2 separate regions of the Homo sapiens genome follow, and region 1 is linked to region 2. Evidence: chromatin loops called from intact Hi-C (ENCODE). Cell type or tissue: ascending aorta. All regions are shown on one strand. Each heading gives the region's core, and the rest is flanking DNA. Links, peaks and the distances in the headings are about the cores only.

Evidence for each region. Hi-C counts contacts between places; a loop is a spot of excess contacts. Peaks named below come from ENCODE experiments on the same cell type or tissue, not always from the same donor. Only the 100,000 strongest peaks of a DNase experiment are listed, where the experiment ranks them.
Region 1: a loop joins it to region 2, with 2.4 times the contacts of the local background. A loop is called at or near these places in 5 of 110 quality-filtered maps.

What each region holds. Positions count from the first base shown.
Region 1 is chr10:51,872,344-51,880,900 of GRCh38, forward strand. All of the region lies in intron 4 of PRKG1 (protein kinase cGMP-dependent 1), which reads left to right. Among named protein-coding and RNA genes, the nearest start is that of CSTF2T, 180 kb to the left of the region's middle. RefSeq lists enhancers at 7,068-7,137, 7,238-7,297. In ascending aorta, for the core only: a CTCF peak has its summit at 4,392; a DNase peak (open chromatin) is centred at 7,018; H3K4me3 peaks cover 309 bases; H3K27ac peaks cover 4,951 bases.
Region 2 is chr10:51,712,579-51,721,135 of GRCh38, forward strand. All of the region lies in intron 3 of PRKG1 (protein kinase cGMP-dependent 1), which reads left to right. Among named protein-coding and RNA genes, the nearest start is that of CSTF2T, 17 kb to the left of the region's middle. In ascending aorta, for the core only: no CTCF peak of the experiment used is centred there; a DNase peak (open chromatin) is centred at 4,553; H3K27ac peaks cover 7,365 bases.

The sequences.
Region 1 (8,557 bases), core at 422-8,421, 160 kb after region 2:
ACTTATGTAAAGTGCTTAGTCCAGTATCTGGCATATAGGAAATATTAAAATGGTAGCAGTTCTTTAATTCTTATTAACGTGATGACTATTAGTTTTTGGTGGAGTGAGAGACTTTTGGCTCTGTGCATTCAGTTCAATAAACTGAATTTGGTTAAATTCAATAAGGCATTCTTCCCTTGTGGCAAAGATAAATTAACTACAAGACTTATAATTTTTTCAATTTTTCTTAAAACCTTTAAAAAATTTCTTTTAGCATCATTAAATAACTATATAGTTTTTTCCTCCATATTGTTATGATGCTTACCACGTGCTTACTGGTAAATCCTTATATGCTGTAAATTATTTATAAGCAAGTAGCATTTTTATTTGTCTCATTAATCATTGTATTCCTCACAGCAACTCTTGCACAGCAGATACTCAATGTATGTATATAAAATTAATAAGTGTCCTTTTTGTACTAGGTAAACCATATGAAATTATTGAGTTTGGGATGGCTGAATATTAGCAATTTCATAGGGTACCTATTTTCTTAGGTTCAGAGCCTAGTTCTATGATTATTCATTGATTTTAGGAAATTAAAATAAATTGAAAAATAAAATTTTATATAAAATTTTCTTTACCGTAATGTTTGTATGACCTCTACTTCTCAAGCCTATATAGTTATATCTGCACCATTTGTTTTAGGAAGATGCAGTAAAACACTGGCTAACTGGAATTCACATGTAATAATATCAAATACCTAATTATTTTAATTCTTCAGTATTAAGGATTTTGACTTGAAGAGATCCAGTCCTTCTTTCTGTCTTATTAAACATGATAAATATCATTCAAACTTAACTTGATGATTTGTGATGTTACAGGATTTCAAAATAATAATTTTTGTTTTCATTATATAATGCCATATAGTTTAAGAAAACTATAATTATGGGATTCATGGGATTAATTTTAATCTTTATTTACCAAAGGATATATTTCAGGGACTGCTTTTCTTGTTGATATTAAACTTGGACTCAGCCTCTACCCTAAAAACTGTAGTACAGTCAAAATTTAGTTATGTGAGAGTTGTAACTGGTAATTTTTCAGGTTAATTGAAGTTAATTTTTTATTTATCCACCTGTCTATCTAATCATCTATGTCTCTACATTCTTAGCTTGAATAATTTCTAAATTAATAAAATAAATAATCTTTTTTTTTTTTTTTTTGAGACGGAGTCTTGCTCTGTCGCCCAGGCTAGAGTGCAGTGTCATGATCTCAGCTCACTGCAACCTCTGCCTCCCGGGTTTAAGCAATTCTCTCACCTCAGCCTCCCAAGTAGTTGGGATTACAGGTACGTGCCACCGTGCCCCAGCTAATTTCTGTACTTTTAGTAGAGAACGGGTTTCGCCATGTTGGCCAGGCTGGTCTTGAACTCCTGGCCTCAAGTGATCCACTCGCCTCGGCCTCCCAAAGTGCTGGGATTACAGGCGTGAGCCACCATGCCCGGCCAAGAAACAGAATTTTTATAGCCAAAACATTAGAAATGTTTTCCGTAAGTATTGACCAATTTATGATCTTCATACTCTCATTTATTTGCATTTTTTTTAAAACAAGTCCTCTATCTTGTTTATACTTTATTGTACTAAATTTACCACCATTTTGAAGTAAAAGTCTACTTTCATTGTACCTTAATTTATCTGTTTTAGCTACTTGATGGAAAATTAAGGCCCATAGCCAGTGTATGGAAAATTATTTGAGCCAAATTTAACAGCAACCTCAAATGGCAGGCAGGCATATTCACTAAATCTTGATTACTGGGCATAGAGTGTAGTTTAGTGCTGCTGAGACCATTCCCAATCTTGCTGAGCTTCTCTGAGGGAATTTTTCTGAATATGATTTGTTCTCCTTTTGCCATCAATCTGTGTGCTTATGAAATAACATAAAACTGTTGCCTTGTGCATCTTCAGCAGACTGCTCTGTTTCATTAAAAATACATGGATGTTCAAATTTTTTTGAAGATGCCTTTGCAGAAAACGTAAAAGTTAGATAATTTATACAAGAGAGCATGAAAGCCGAGAAGTAGTAGTACAGATAACATCAAAATATCATGCAACTGTGAAGTGATTTTAATATTTTCACCATTTTTTTGTAAATTCATTATCTGCAAATCCAATATGTTGTTGATGCATACTGTACGTTCACTTGAATTTGAAATGTTCGTGCTTTTTTTAAAGCACGAATATGCCAAAGCTTAAGAGCATCTAAATAAAGCTTTGCTGGTACCTTAGCCCATTTCCTAAAAGAAAAAGAAGAAGACATCTGAGTTAAGATAATCACAAGCTATAGCAAGTTGTGGTAAAATATATGTACCTTAAATGGTAGAATATGTAGTGAAATAGAGTTGTTTATGTTTGTTTGTTTTTCTCCCTAGAAAATGTAAATACAGACTTCTATCACTTACCAGCTGTTTGGGAATAATTATGTAATTTCTCTGAGCTTTAATTTTCCCACTGTAAAATGAGGTTAATAATATTTACTTCACATTCCTATTGGGAAGATTGTGTGAAATTAGTTAGGTAATTAAATAATTAATTTGAGCCCCTACTGTGTTCCAGACACTTCCTGGATTCTGGGGAGAGGGCAGGGCCAGAATCTCTGCTCTCATAAGCCACTAGACCTTACAAATGAGATATTTCAAAAGTGGTAATTATCATAATAATCATCCTTTTCCTCTTACTTAACACTTCCACTCTGTGGAAGCCTGCTTGATTAGAAGAAAACAACATAAAGTAGTAGTACCTTTTTCCATTAAATTCAACTCTATCTTTCAAATGTAGCTTTAGGAATACTAGAAATACCAAACACACCTGAATTAGGTAAGTGTTGAATGCATTTGTGAGATAGAGAAACTGCTTCATAGTGGACAAATGCGCTTTATTAGACCATACAGCTGGTAACTGGTGAATGTGAGAAATGCTTTAAGCTTTAATGAAAAAAAAAAAATACTGCACATGAGAATCTTAATAGACCAAACAGATAAATTTGTATTTTCAAATAATTGTTTTAAAAAAAAAACCACCCCAGATTCCCTTCATATTAATTAATTGATTGATTGGTTGGTTGGTTGGCTGATTTTAGAGACAGGGTCTCGCTATGCTGCCTGGGCTGGTCTTGAACTCCTGAGCTCAGGAGATTCTCCAGCTTCAGCCTCCCAAGTAGCTGAGATACAGACACTTGACACCATCCCTGGCTCAGATTCTCTTTAAATAGAAAGCTCACCTAATGAAATTTTTAAAAAATGTTTTGATTGACAAAGTATCTTTCGACTTTCCATGGACATTTAAATATGTTTATTTAAAAAATAATGTGATCAAATTTAGTTAATTCTGAAGTAATACTTAAAGCAAAAAGGGAAAATAACCCAACCATATGTGCAAGGATATCATGTTTCACAACTCTGGGGGGAAACATCGTTTTGTATTTTGTAAGAATGGTGCCACCTGGAGTTCTTCAAGTCGTTGTGGCCAAGCATACGTATCCAGTACAAATTTTTGGAATAGGTAAGTGTTATCTAGAGAGTTATTCTGTCTTTCTTTTTCTCCTCCTCCTTTATTCCTTTCTTTTCTTTCTTTCTTTTTTTTTTTTCTTTTTCAGAGCACATGCCGTCAATGACACAGCACCCTTTACCTTTGGTTTGGGCTTAGAACATGGGATTTGTAAACTTTTCTGTTTTCCCTTTAAGGAAGGGGAAAGGAACTACCTTTTCCCTTTAAAAACAGCACTTTCTCTGTCTCTTTTCCTAAAGAGAGCTAATTAATAAATAAACTTGCCACAAGTTGTTAATACATTTGCCCTCCCCACATCCATGAACACATTTATGTGCATAGATATGTATATTTGTGTTACACACACACACACACACACAGAGTGTAATATAGCTCACACAAAGTGACAAATCTCAAAGGGAAGCATTTTAAATAGTGGAAAGGGGGAAGTAGAGGAAATATTTTGGTTTATGGACCTTTCTGTTTCTCAAATCAGACTACAGAGGTAGCTGCTTAATCTACCTGTTTATAAAAGAAAAACCCTTGCTGTCATAGTCTGTAGGATGGAAATGTGTAGTGTAGTATCTTACACACATATCTCAATTTTCCTAGGGTAGGTCTTTTGGTATTTGTGGGGTTTATATTTGTTTTTGTTTGTTTGCTTGCTTTTTAATATCTATATAAGGCCTTAGGCAAATCATGCTTACTTTCATTTCATTCAGAATAGCCAGCCAGTTACGTTGTTCAGCAAACGTTGTCAGTGTTCCAGCAATATTTCTTTTTCTTACCATTTGAGACTCCCAGCTGCCAGCACCTGCAAGTGTTTGCTTGAGGGCCTCTTGCCACCAGAGCATGGTTTGTGCCTCCATGTGGCAAGCTGGAAGTGCCAAGAAATTAATGAATCTGGGAGCACCACTCACCCAGAGACCAGCGAGAACTTGTGTATGATATACCCAGTTCCCTTGCACCGGGGTGGGATAACTCTAGGGCCTGGGTTTTACCTGGGTTCCTAATATTACCCAGCAGAATCAAGCTCCAGTTCCCCACAATGGAAATTTGCCTAGTAATGAAAACTCCATTGACTACCTTTCCTTCCCTACCAATGGTTATTGAGATCAGCTCACAGATAAACTGTTCACACTCAAATCCTTGGCTCAGATCTGCTTCTGGGAGAACCCCACATAAAACAAAACACTCTGGCAGAGTGTCCCTTTTTGTGTGTGAATTTAGGTCCTTTCTTAGGATTGTCTTTCTCCCCCCATGCACCCTCCCATGTTGCGCAAACTGGTGTTGAATTCCTGAGCTCAAGCAATCCTCCTGTGTATCTGTGACTACAGGTGGTGCACTACCACCTGTACCCAGCTTTCCAGATTATCTTTCTTTTCAGGAGGTTCAGCCTGCCATGAATACTAACATCATCTGATTAACTGTTTTATGATCCAAGCTAGATTCTCACCTAAACAACTTTAAACAACCCGATAAGCTTTATTTTCAGATTTTTTTTGGTAGGATTTCTATACTTTCCCATCAAGTAAGTGCATGATGGTATCTAAAGAACTCTTATTGCCTTGCTTATCAGTGCAAACAGGTACAATTTGTTGAGCAGCATTTTTCTGACAAGAATTTGTATTTGATTACATATTTTATATTTTAAAGCAGTTTAGTTTTCAAAAGCTCATGCTTCCAAGTAAAATATGCATTTTTAAAAACCTCAAAATTCACTTCTTTATTACCCCAGCACTCAATCTCTGTAATCACTGGCCTATAACCACCGAACATCTTTCCATAATAGCATTTGCAACAGAAATGTAAAGAAGATTGAACCAATTTCAAAAAGATTACACCAAGAGGATTTTTCTTCTGAAAGATTTTTGCCCTATTCTTTAAGACATGCTGTTTCCTCAGGTTATACTCAACTAACTTTCCCATAAAGATAATTTGAAGTATATTCTCTTTTTTCCCAACTTCCCACCTCATGGTGGCAGCATCCAGATTAGAATTACTTTTTTAAATGAATGTGTCTCACAATTAGGCCAACTTAGCACACTCAGAAAGTAAGATGAAATTTCAGAAAGATACCACTACTACAATAGTTGAGGAATCAGTTAACACTGGAAATAAACTTATTGCCCATGTGTATGGATAAATTGTCCTAGAAATATGTATTTTTTACTTCTCAGGATAGCATATGACTAAGTTAACATAATTCAATTTTTAAAAAATATTTTTAACATGCTACCAAGTATATATTAGACATCATTAACCAGAAATGCATAAATAATGTTTAACAGTGTAATAAATAACATATATAATTTAAACATGTATATATAAATATAAAGCAATATATATGTGTGTGTGTGCATGTATGTATATATGTGTGAATATATGTGTGTGTGTGTGTATCCAGCACTGCTCACCATTAAAGTATGAACACTTTATTATTTCACAACTATTTTGATTGGCTCAATATACTATGTTGAACAGGGGGAAGTTTGCTTTGATGTGTCAGTAAGAAACCTCCTCTCAATATGTAAGTGGCAAATCTATACCAAATGGATAACATCAGTCTAGAAAGTGGATGTAAAAATATTCAGAGCAAATTAGCTGTCCCTATACCAGATAAAACTACTCATACAACCATTCTAAATGATTTTCCTTGGTGGATCACTAAGAAAAAAAGTTTTATAAGAAAGGACCCTATCCTTATACCATAGGTCTATGTAATCATCTTTCTAAGAGATGCCTAATTGCTTGAGGTCCTCCTTTTCTGAAACTACTCACCATCTAATTTTGTTACTCCCCAGAGTCTCACCAGAAGGAGAATACCAACAGTTTCTATTGAAGGATTTATTCCTGTCACAAGCCATTTTCCTTTCTTCCCATACTGACTAGAGCTGGCTATTTGGTGAATTCCAAATGAGCTTCCACCTAAGTAGCTGTCTCTCATAATGAGTTTCTGTCAAAGAGAAATCAACATACAGAGAGAACAGACACACACATATTGACTTTAATGCAGTGACAAAACAAAGCATTTGAGTCACTTATTTAAGAACCAGACCTCTGCAAATGGAACTGGCATGTCTAATCCCATTATTGCCAGCTTTCCCACACAGAGGCAGCATTACTGACCTATCTATAACTGTCCAATAAGTCCAGGGCCTTTGGTTTCTGTCCTTGTCAACCTCTAAATATTTCAAGCTGACATCAAAACAGAATAGGCAGGAGATAGAAAGAAACCAGCATCAACATGTATTTGCTTGTAAATATCAATTTGTTTTTGGCTGTAATCATCCTTAAGTGGACTTCTGTGACATGATCTGGGCTTTTAAAAAATAGCAGAAACCTGGACTATAATATATTTGTAAACATTTTATCCTTTGATTAGTTTTGTTTTGCTTTCACTTTGCTATGTAACTGTGCTGTTAGTCTTAAGATGAACTGGGGTGAGTTCAGGGCTGACTCAAGGAGGCCCATTTCATTTGAGTCACCCTGGGATGAACGAGAAAAGTTGCTGGCCTCAAGTCTCTTACTATCCCTTGGGAACCAAACACATACAGAACTATGATTCATGTCCATCTGTGAGAAGTTGTAGACAGAAGTATAAAGTGCTGTAAGAGCCTGAGGCACAGAAGAGGGAATTGTCTGCAGACAAGGAAACTACCATGAGTCACTTTCTCTGAGGTTTTCTTTTTTACTCAAGTTCTGTAAGTCTACATCTCTCTCAGTGTGAGCAACCCAACTGAGCTGTTAGAGCTATGTGTCCATGACTTTAAACCTGCCTCCCTTGGTAGGAAACAAAAATCCTATGTGTAGATTTAGTATATAGGTCTTCTGATGCCACCATCCAGAGCTTATCTTTCCTCCTGCTGGCTTGAGTGTAGGTCTCTGAAGTTAGGGAAGTCAACTGCAGTTTTTCCTAGATAACAGTGGAATTGAATGCCACCTGTGGGCATCTGGGTTCTGAAATCCGATTGATGTTACTCAGTGGAAGGAATTTCACAAATATACTACCTGAATCCCACAGCGGGCCACTATGGCAAGCAAGGAAATTGTAGCCACTATGTAAAGAACCTCAGGCTGTGGCCTGTGCAATTCTAGCAAGCATCCTTTACATGGAGCAGAATGTAAGTGAGATTTCTGCATTGCACAGTACCAGCCTGCACATCCATTGGATATTTGCTTCTGGACGTATTTTCTCAGCCTCCACCTTTTACATCAGAAAGAGATACCTCGTTTGCACAAGAAAATTTTATTGTATTTGATTAAAAAATATTTTGTGTGATACTATATGTTTAAATTATGGTTTACATTTTACAAAGTATTTTAGTCATTATAATTATCTTAGGAATTAAATAGAAAGTAATTAGCCCATTGTCCATATGTAGAACTGAGCTAAAAAAAAAAAAGATTAAATAATGTGAGTTAGTTGAAACTTACATTATGTAATTGAGTTAGAGCTCAATTATTATGAAGCTTGATGACATTTTGTCAGCAAGGTCTGGGGTGGAAATCAGCCCTTGTGTCTGGGACTAAGTCTACTGGCTCTGCTCTGTCTTACCTCCTGAGTACACTTCATTGAATAATGGTCTGCTCCACTGGAATTGCCAGGTCCCCATTTTTCCATTTAAGAGTTACTATCTTTCTGGTTTCCTGTGGGGAATAAAGCTTTGTAAATAAGAATTATGGAATAATCTGAGAATCTTAGAGAAGGAGAAGCTGGTAACTAATATAAAAGTCCTGTATTGGTTTTGGCTGTGTTAATCTTTTAAAAACGTCCTCCTCTAAAAAATTGTATCCACTCATATCCTGGATTTAAAATGCAAAAGATATTCCCCAGTAAAACCTCACACTGATTTCCCACAAATGGAGAGGAGGATGGTAAATTCCAAGGACAAGAACACTAATGTATGAGGCAAGAGACACAGTTTTGCTTTTGGCTCTATTGCAATCAACCTATCGGTTCATCAATTCAAGAATTAAGTATTGAGTATCTTTAGATGCCAGAAATTGTGCTGGGTGCCTTCAGTAAATTTTTA
Region 2 (8,557 bases), core at 457-8,456:
CCTTTTTTTTTTTTTTTTTTTTTTTTTTTGAGACGGAGTCTCGCTCAGTCGCCCAGGCTGGAGTGCAGTGGCGCAGTCTCGGCTCACTGCAATCTCTGCCTCCCAGGTTCACGCTATTCTCCTGCCTCAGCCTCCGGAGTAGCTGGGACTATAGGCGCCCGCCACCACGCCCGGCTAATTTTTTGTATTTTTAGTAGAGACGGGGTTTCACCATGTTAGCCAGGATGGTCTCGATCTCCTGACCTCATGATCCACCTGCCTCGAATTATTTAATCCTCATCCTCACATAAGACAGCCATGTGAATCCAAACAATTATTATTAGAATTACAATGCCATCCCATGCTAAGTGTTTTACACATAACTGCTCATTCTACCTACACAATAACTCTATGAGGGTTTTTTTTTTTGATGGATGAGAAAACTGAGGCACAGTTAGGGTAACTAATTTTCCCAGGGTTATACAGCAAGTAAAAGCCAGAGCTGGAATATAACTGTCAGCGGTTTCATTAAGGAAAATCATTAACTCCTAAAAGTTCTGCTTTATATTTTTCTGCACTTAGAATACATGTTTTATTCCCCCAAAGGAAACATTCTATTAAATTTCACCAGCAGCCACATTTTCTAACTTTTCTTGCCTTGTCAGCTTCCTGTCAGTTTTGTAAAGAAATGCAGCATAAAACTGACAGGAAAAAATTCTGAAATCTGTAACTACATGACAGAATACTGAAAATTTTTTGCAAAGGGTTATTTTGTCATTTATTGTATAGCACTTAAACCAGAGGCCAGTTGAACAGGTGATTTAATAAAAACCATTTAGCTAATATATTATTTTGCCAAGAAAATTTATTGTGTTGAATTCTTTTCTAATTTTTGATGGTTGCTTCCTTATTAAAACAGAGTGCCTACCAACTCTAAGTTATTTCACATAGGGGAAAAGTAAAGCAGAAGAGGTAGCTATTAATTTAAGCTGTTTTACATTTACACTGTCATTCAAAAGAAAGAAATATATGTGGAATAAGATATATATGATTCTTTGGTAAAGAAAAACACGTAAAACAGCAGATTTCATGTTTAGATGTTCAAAAGGCATTATTTTTAAATAGAGTATTAAGATGGATTGAACATTTCCTAGCTTTAGAACTATGGAAGTCTTTTGCAGACTCTAAAACATGATGCACACCTCAGGCTTCCATAAGTTTATGTAATGCAAGTGATTGTGTTTAGTGTATTAGTATTGGGTCAGACAGGGCAGCAATATAATTATATGGTTTCTAATATCTTTTAAGAAAAAGGCATCCAAACATTATTTAGAATCCCAGATGTTATTTAGAATCTAAAAGAGCTATTTTAATTCAGTAGATCAGTGTTCACTGTTGTTTTTATTTATTTTTTATTTTTATTCTTATTTTTATTTTTTTGAGACGGAGTCTCACTCTGTTGCCCAGACTGGAGTGCAGTGGCATGATCTCGGCTCACCGCAAGCTCCGCCTCCCAGGTTTGCGCCATTCTCCTGCCTCAGCCTCCCGAGTAGCTGGGACTACAGGCGCCCGCCACCAAGCCCGGTTAATTTTTTGTATTTTTAGTAGAGACGGGGTTTCACTGTGTTGGCAGGCTGGTCTCCATATCCTGACCTCGTGATCCGCCCACCTCGGCCTCCCAAAGTGCTGGGATTACAGGCGTGAGCCACTGCTCCCGGCCTATTGCTTTTATTTTTTACACTTATATAGGGCTTACCATATTGGATGACCATAGTTCTCTTTGTAGAGAGGGAAAGAGTGTCTACAAACTCCATGTAAACACCATGGGAGAGGCATGAGCTACTGTCCTGCAGCAACCTTCAATCAGGTGGGAGACTTAAGGCACATTTATGACAACGAAAATAGTAGAATGAAAGAAAGATGGGTAGTTTAAAGGGGTAGAATTTTAGGAGAGAAAAAGTTCCTTTATATCTTGAAAGATAGAAGGAAGAGATGTAGAAGGCAAAGAAATGACCTAAAGAGGAAGATGGAGGGATGTGGTAGGTCAAAATTTTTGTGTACTACAGTATGTACCAGCCATTCCAGAGAATGTCAGATATGTCACCCAATGGCCATGACACTTTCCTGTGGTCACTGAAAGACTGATTTATCCTTCTCCTTATCATCACTTGGAGCAGTAGTTTTGAAAGGTTGGAAGGTATCATTCATTGTTTGTACTCACGAAATGCAGGAAACAACCTAAATATATATTAACAGTGAATTAGATAAGTGAATTATATTTATTAGAGCTGTATGTCATAAAAATGTATCCTTTATTAGAGAATTACATGCAACTATTTTAAAAATGAGAGTAATCTCTATGTGTTCTTATGAAATTATCTCTTATAAATATATTTAATGAAAAAGAGCAAGGGACAGGACAGTGTTACCGTATGCCACTATTCTTTTTTTATTTCCCCCCGTGGGATGTGCATATATATATATGAGCTGTTCATTGGTATATTCATAAAGTATTTCTCAAAGGATATCTAAGACACTAATAATAGTTTCCTGTGTGTAAGAAGACTGGAAGATGGGATAATAGGGAGGTTTGGTTTTTTGTGATATGCTTTTATTTATTGTTAGACTTTATTTACCCTGTGTTCCTCATCACCTCACTCCACAAAAGCATTTCATTATATACAACTTAGATTTCATTTTTCTACTGTTTTTCAAGCTTCATATATAAACAAATTTACAAATTATGCAAGATTTCTTAATCTAATTAGCATGTGTCAGAAATCTCTATAGGAACTCAATAGAATGAAGATACCTGGGTGTCCTCTAGGCAGGTTAAATAAAACTCTGGACAGAGAGCCCTGGAATCTGCATTTGGAATGAACATTTGGAATCAAGTCCTCAGGGGGTATGCAGACTTCACTTTGAGAAACCCTTCATTTGAACATGATTACTATGATTATATTCAAGTGGAGGGCATTAATGTGTCCTGAAATGTAACTGTTCTATGGAATAGAAGGTGATTCAACAGTCTAAGCAATAAACATCTGTTAAAAATAGCAGTTATTATTGTCACTATTGTTACTATTCTAGATCTCCTATCCTGTTGACTTCCTCCCACATAAAGGGGACATATTGCCATTTTTCTATGATTGCACCAAGATTCACCCTGCCTTATATCTAAGGGGATGATGTAAACGGCCCTGATATGGAAAGTCAGAATGAAAAAAATGTTTGAAAACTTTTCTTAGAAAACTTAGATGTGTATTACTAAATTTGATGATGTCCATCAAAAGTGTTGACATTTTTATATGTGATTGTGTGAACTTTACTTTCCCAGGCCTTTCCAAGCTTGTCATTAGACGGGTGGGTCTTAGGCATTCATAGACATGGGGATTATTAGGATGCCAAGCCGTTCTATATTCTCCTCCCAAATCTCACTTCCCCCAAATGCTGAGGCTTCTTGCTATGTGGATGTCAAGCATCATAATGGTTCCATATTCTTTGCTTTGCAGCGTGATGGTCCCTTATTACCCCTTCTCCTGGTGAAATGAAACACTTCATTCTTTCTTTCTACCACCTGCTGCTACTACTGCTTGCTTCTTGCCTGTTCCTATCTGCTGCTCTTGTGGGGAGTGGGAGAGAATTGACCTCACACAGCTTCCAAAAGCAATTACATCTTTTATTTGGCTATCAAGCCGAAACCTGGCTCTTTTAGTTTACAGTCCGTCACCCCTGTTTTTGATAATTGTACTGGAGGATATTTGAGTGTCTTCATCTAGGCTTACAGTCAAACATAACATTCTCTGCCATTCTAAAATCCATGTCTCAAAATTAAGCCCAGGTATCTGGACAGTCATGTACCCCAAGACCTCTGAAGTACCTGGTGTTCTGGGACCTAAACATCTGTCCACAGTCTTTTACAACATTTTACTTAAAGTGTTTCCTGGAAATAAGTTCCCTGATCACTTACCTTAATAACCCAGCACTCCCAGAGTGAGCATACAGATTAGCCTCCAGGTTCGTACAAACATGGGCTTAAGATTGAATTAAAACAAGTTCTTCATTGCCTGATTTCTGGTTTTGTCTCTCTCTTGACCTCCTTTGAAGTGAATGTAGGGCAGTTTTGTTAATAATATTGCTGTTTTTTCTGAGATGGAGTCTCGCTCTGTCTGTTGCACAGGCCAGAGTGCAGTGACACCATCTCACCTCACTGCAACCTCTGCCTGCTGGGTTCAAGCTCTTCTCCTGCCTCAGCCTCCCAAGTGACTGGGATTATAGGTGCAGGCCACCACGCCCGCCTGGCTAACTTTTTGTATTTTTAGTAGAGATGGAGTTTCACTATGTTGGCCAGGCTGATCTTGAACTCCTGACCTCAAGTGATCCACCTGCCTTGACCTCCCAAAGTGCTGGGTTTACAGGCGTGAGCCACTGTGCCCAGCCAATAATATTGCTTTTTGCAAAGTATAAAAGTCTTGTCAGGATTGAGGGTGGGAGGGAGTGGCAGGCAATGTGAACACACTGGTGGGCAGCGGAATTCCAGCTGGTTCTTCCAGTAAGGAAGCCGTGAAAGCACCCTCAGGTCGACGTACCCAGGTCTGAAAATAGAGCAGAGCAAGACTTAAGACTGGGGAAGCAGATGGAAGACAAATACCAGACATTCCCCCTCTTTGCAGTCTCCTTTCTCTCCACCTTTTTTGTCTGGTTTTGTTCCTGTGTAGACATGAGCTCTGAGTAACAGCTTAGGCAACAGTTTGGGAACTGTTTGGGAATTAGCTTTGGCAACTGATTGGGAGACCAAAGGAAGGATTTGTCAAATAAAGCTAGGGGATGCAGAGCCAAGAGGGCAGCTAATTATTTTTGAAAACTAGTCACTGTGCTGATTTAATGTAAAGGTGGCTTTGTGCTTAACTCCAGGCACATCCCTAGATTACAGTATGAAATTTATGATCCTCAAGTAAGAAGGGAAGCATCTTTAGAAATGGAGAAGTAATGGGCCAGGTACTGTGGCTCATGCCTGTAATCCCAGCACTTTGGGAGGCTGAGGTGGGCAGATCACAAGGTCAGGAGATTGAGACCATCCTGGCTAACATGGTGAAACCCTGTCTCTACTAAAAATATGAAAAAGTTAGCCGGGCATGGTGGCATGTGCCTGTAGTCCCAGCTATTCAGGAGGCTGAGGCTGGAGAATGGCGTGAACCCGGGAGGCGGAGCTTCCACTGAGCTGAGATTATGCCACTGCACTCCAGCCTGGGCGACAGAGCGAGACTCTGTCTCAAAAAAAAAAAAAAAAGAAATAATGAACTTATCATCAACAGCACAGACAGCACATTACAAGTCTTCTATGAAATTTAGGTCTTCATTGGTTTCTGCCTTGATTATTACATTATAATAGTTTTCTAAATCATCTTTCTGTCTCAGGTTTCTTAGTCCTCCCCTTCATTCATGTTTATGTATACACTCATTAAACATTTAATTATTTCTTGTGCACTAGACATAGTTCTGAGCGCTAGGTGTTGTGAAATGAAGCCCGTCTTCTCCTAGAGTTTACATTCAAGTGGTGCTGGTGGTGGGGAAAAACAACAAATTGATATAGTAAAATAACAATAATGGCTACTATGTAAAGAATATAAGAATAACTGGTTACTTTGGAATAGGTGATCAAGAAAGCCTTCTCTGAAAAGGTCGCTTCTAAGCTGAGTACTAAATAAAAACCAGAAATAAGAGTATTCCTGGCAGAGAACACCTCATGCAAAGTCCAGAGGTGGGAACAGGGGAGCAGTCCAACAAGCTCAAGTGAAGACCAGGCCAGTGTGGCTATGCTACTGTGGGCCGGGGAAGGCGAGAGTAGGGAGTGAGGAGTGATATGAGATAGATGCATCAAGCTAGGTGCATTAGATAGGCTTTGTCAGAAGGCTAAGGAGTTTGGATTTTCTTCTTAGATTTTCTTCTAAAGGGTAGCCATTGGGGCATTTTAAGCAAACAAGTGACACATAGAATTTCTATCTTTGAAAGCATGTTATAGAATAAATATTCATGAATCATAGTGATATAAGTAAAATGTTTGAATAAATAAATAAATGAGGAAGGAAGTACAAATCTTTCTTACAGATAAACTCCTAGGCAAACATCATATGTTCTCACTTCTTTGTAGAATCTAAAAATCAAAACAATTGAACCCATAGAGACAGAGAGTAGAAGGATGGTTACCAGAGGCTGGGAAGGGTAGTAGGGGCCAGGGGTGAGGGGAGTGGGGAGTGGAGTAAGGATAGTTAATGAGTGCAAAAAAAAAAAAAAGTTAGAATTCCTAGGCCAGGTGTGGTGGCTCATGCCTGTAATCTCTGCACCTTGGGAGGCCTAAGCAGGAGAATGGCCTGAGGCCAGAAGTTTGAGACCAGATTAAATAACAAAGGAAGACTATCTCTACAAAAAATTTTAAAAATTATCTGGGCATGGTGGCAAGTGCCTGCAGTCCTAGCTACTCAAGAGGCCCCTGAGAAGGGAGCATCACTTGAGCCCAAGGAGTTCAAGATTGCAGTGAGAAATGATTGCAAGACTGCATTCTAGCCTGGGAGACAGAGCAATATCCTGTCTCAAAAAAAAGAGAGAGAGAGAGAGGGAAATTCCAAGCAGTAAATATAGATCTTCCCTCCTTGAGGAAGTGGAGCTTAATTCCTTGCCCTTTGAGTGTGGGCAGGTTTTAGTGACTCACTTGCAATGAACAAGAATATGGAAAGAGAAAAAGCAGTAACTTTATAATGGAGAAACCTGGGAGACACCACTAGTACCAAGTAATGAAGGTTAATGTTACCCAACATGATCTGATAAGAGGGATATTTTACTTCTGTGATAATCATCTCCCAAATTCATAATCATGAGAAAACAAAAGACAAACACAAATTGAGGGACATTATACAAAATACCTAATTAATGTTCCTCAGAACTGTTAAGTCAATGAAAATCAAAGAAAGATTGTGTAACTGTCATAGATTGGAGAACACTAAGGAGATACAACAGTTAAATGCAACACAAAATCCTGGATTAAATCCTCAAACAGAAAAAGGATATTAGTGGAAAAACAGTGAAATCTAAATAATGTTTGTAATTAGGTTAATATAGATGTACCCATTTTTCAGCTTTGATAAACATACCTGGGTTGTGTATGATGGTAACATTGGGAAAGCTGGGGGACAGGAATACAGGAACTCTCTATAATATCTTTCAGAACTTTTCTGTAAATCTAAAATTATCCCCAGAAAAGTTTAAAAAGAAAACAAATAAAAGAGAGGATTCTAGCTTCTCTGTGATGATTAAACTGAGTTTGAGGTTCAAGAGTGAAAGCAGAGAGCCCAGTAGGAGCTAGGTCTACTGGAGTGGTCCAGATGAGAGATGATAACTGTGCCCAGAAGGCTCTTAGATGATGGGGGAGATGCTGGGAAGGGTACATATTTGAATTGTTCTGGAAGTAGCCAAGAAAAGATTTGGGGATTGGCTGAATGGAATTGGTATCACAGGGAAAATAGGAGAGAGGGGCGGGAAAAGAGAAACTGTAATGAGTTATTTTTCGAAAATACAGATATAGTCATGTCAATTCTCATTTCAGAAATCTTCACTACCTTCCCCCTTAAAGTGTAATAGAGACCACACTCTTCATTCTGACCTACAGGACCTTCCATAATTCATTCCCTGATTATAGCTTCTCGTATCTTACCATCTTACCTCCTACACACGTTGCTCCACATGCAGACATTCATACCTAAAAGTTCCAATTCTGAGTCATTTCAGATCCTGGAAGGGTTATTTTCACCTCTTAAAACACCAGAACATGCTCACTATCTTACTATCTTGCTAGTTAATAACAATAATAGAAGAAAAAAACTTTTCTGGGCTTTTACAGCCTGTCATGTCCTGTGCGAAGAGTTTTACCGTCATCACCACAGTAACTCTCAACAATATTCCTATGACGAGAGTGCTTTGCTTTTCCTTTGTCTGCACTTTGGGAAGCTGATGCTTATGGGTGGGATGGCTTTATAATTTATTGTCCAAACAGAAAAGGAGCACTGTGCATACTTACCTTGGAACAACATGTGCAACTGGGAAAGCCAGGACACATGGTCTTACTAGTTGGTGTAAAATTTGCCAAAGTCCACAAAATTAGCAAGTGACACAGCAGAGCTTTAAATTATAATATTTTAGAACACACACTCTTAATAGTTATAATGATACTCTCTTGGTAGTGGGTTATGAGTTTGGTTAATGACTAGACCTCTCTGAGTGGTATGTTCCTCGTGGATACAAATGGTGTTGCTGAGATATTGATTACTAAAGCACTTAACTAATAAGATGATGGTTAGTAAAACAACATGGCTGGGGGTGTTGGCTCACACCTGTAATCCAAGCAGAATTTTTTGGGAGGCAGAGGTGGGAGGATCTCTTGAGGCCAGGAGTTTGAAGCCAGTTTGGGCAACATGGGAAGACCCTGTCTCTACAAAAATAGACAAAAAACCAATTAGCTGGGCATGGTGATGTGTGCCTGTAGTCCCGGCTAACTACAAGGCTGAGGTGAGATGATCTCCTGAGC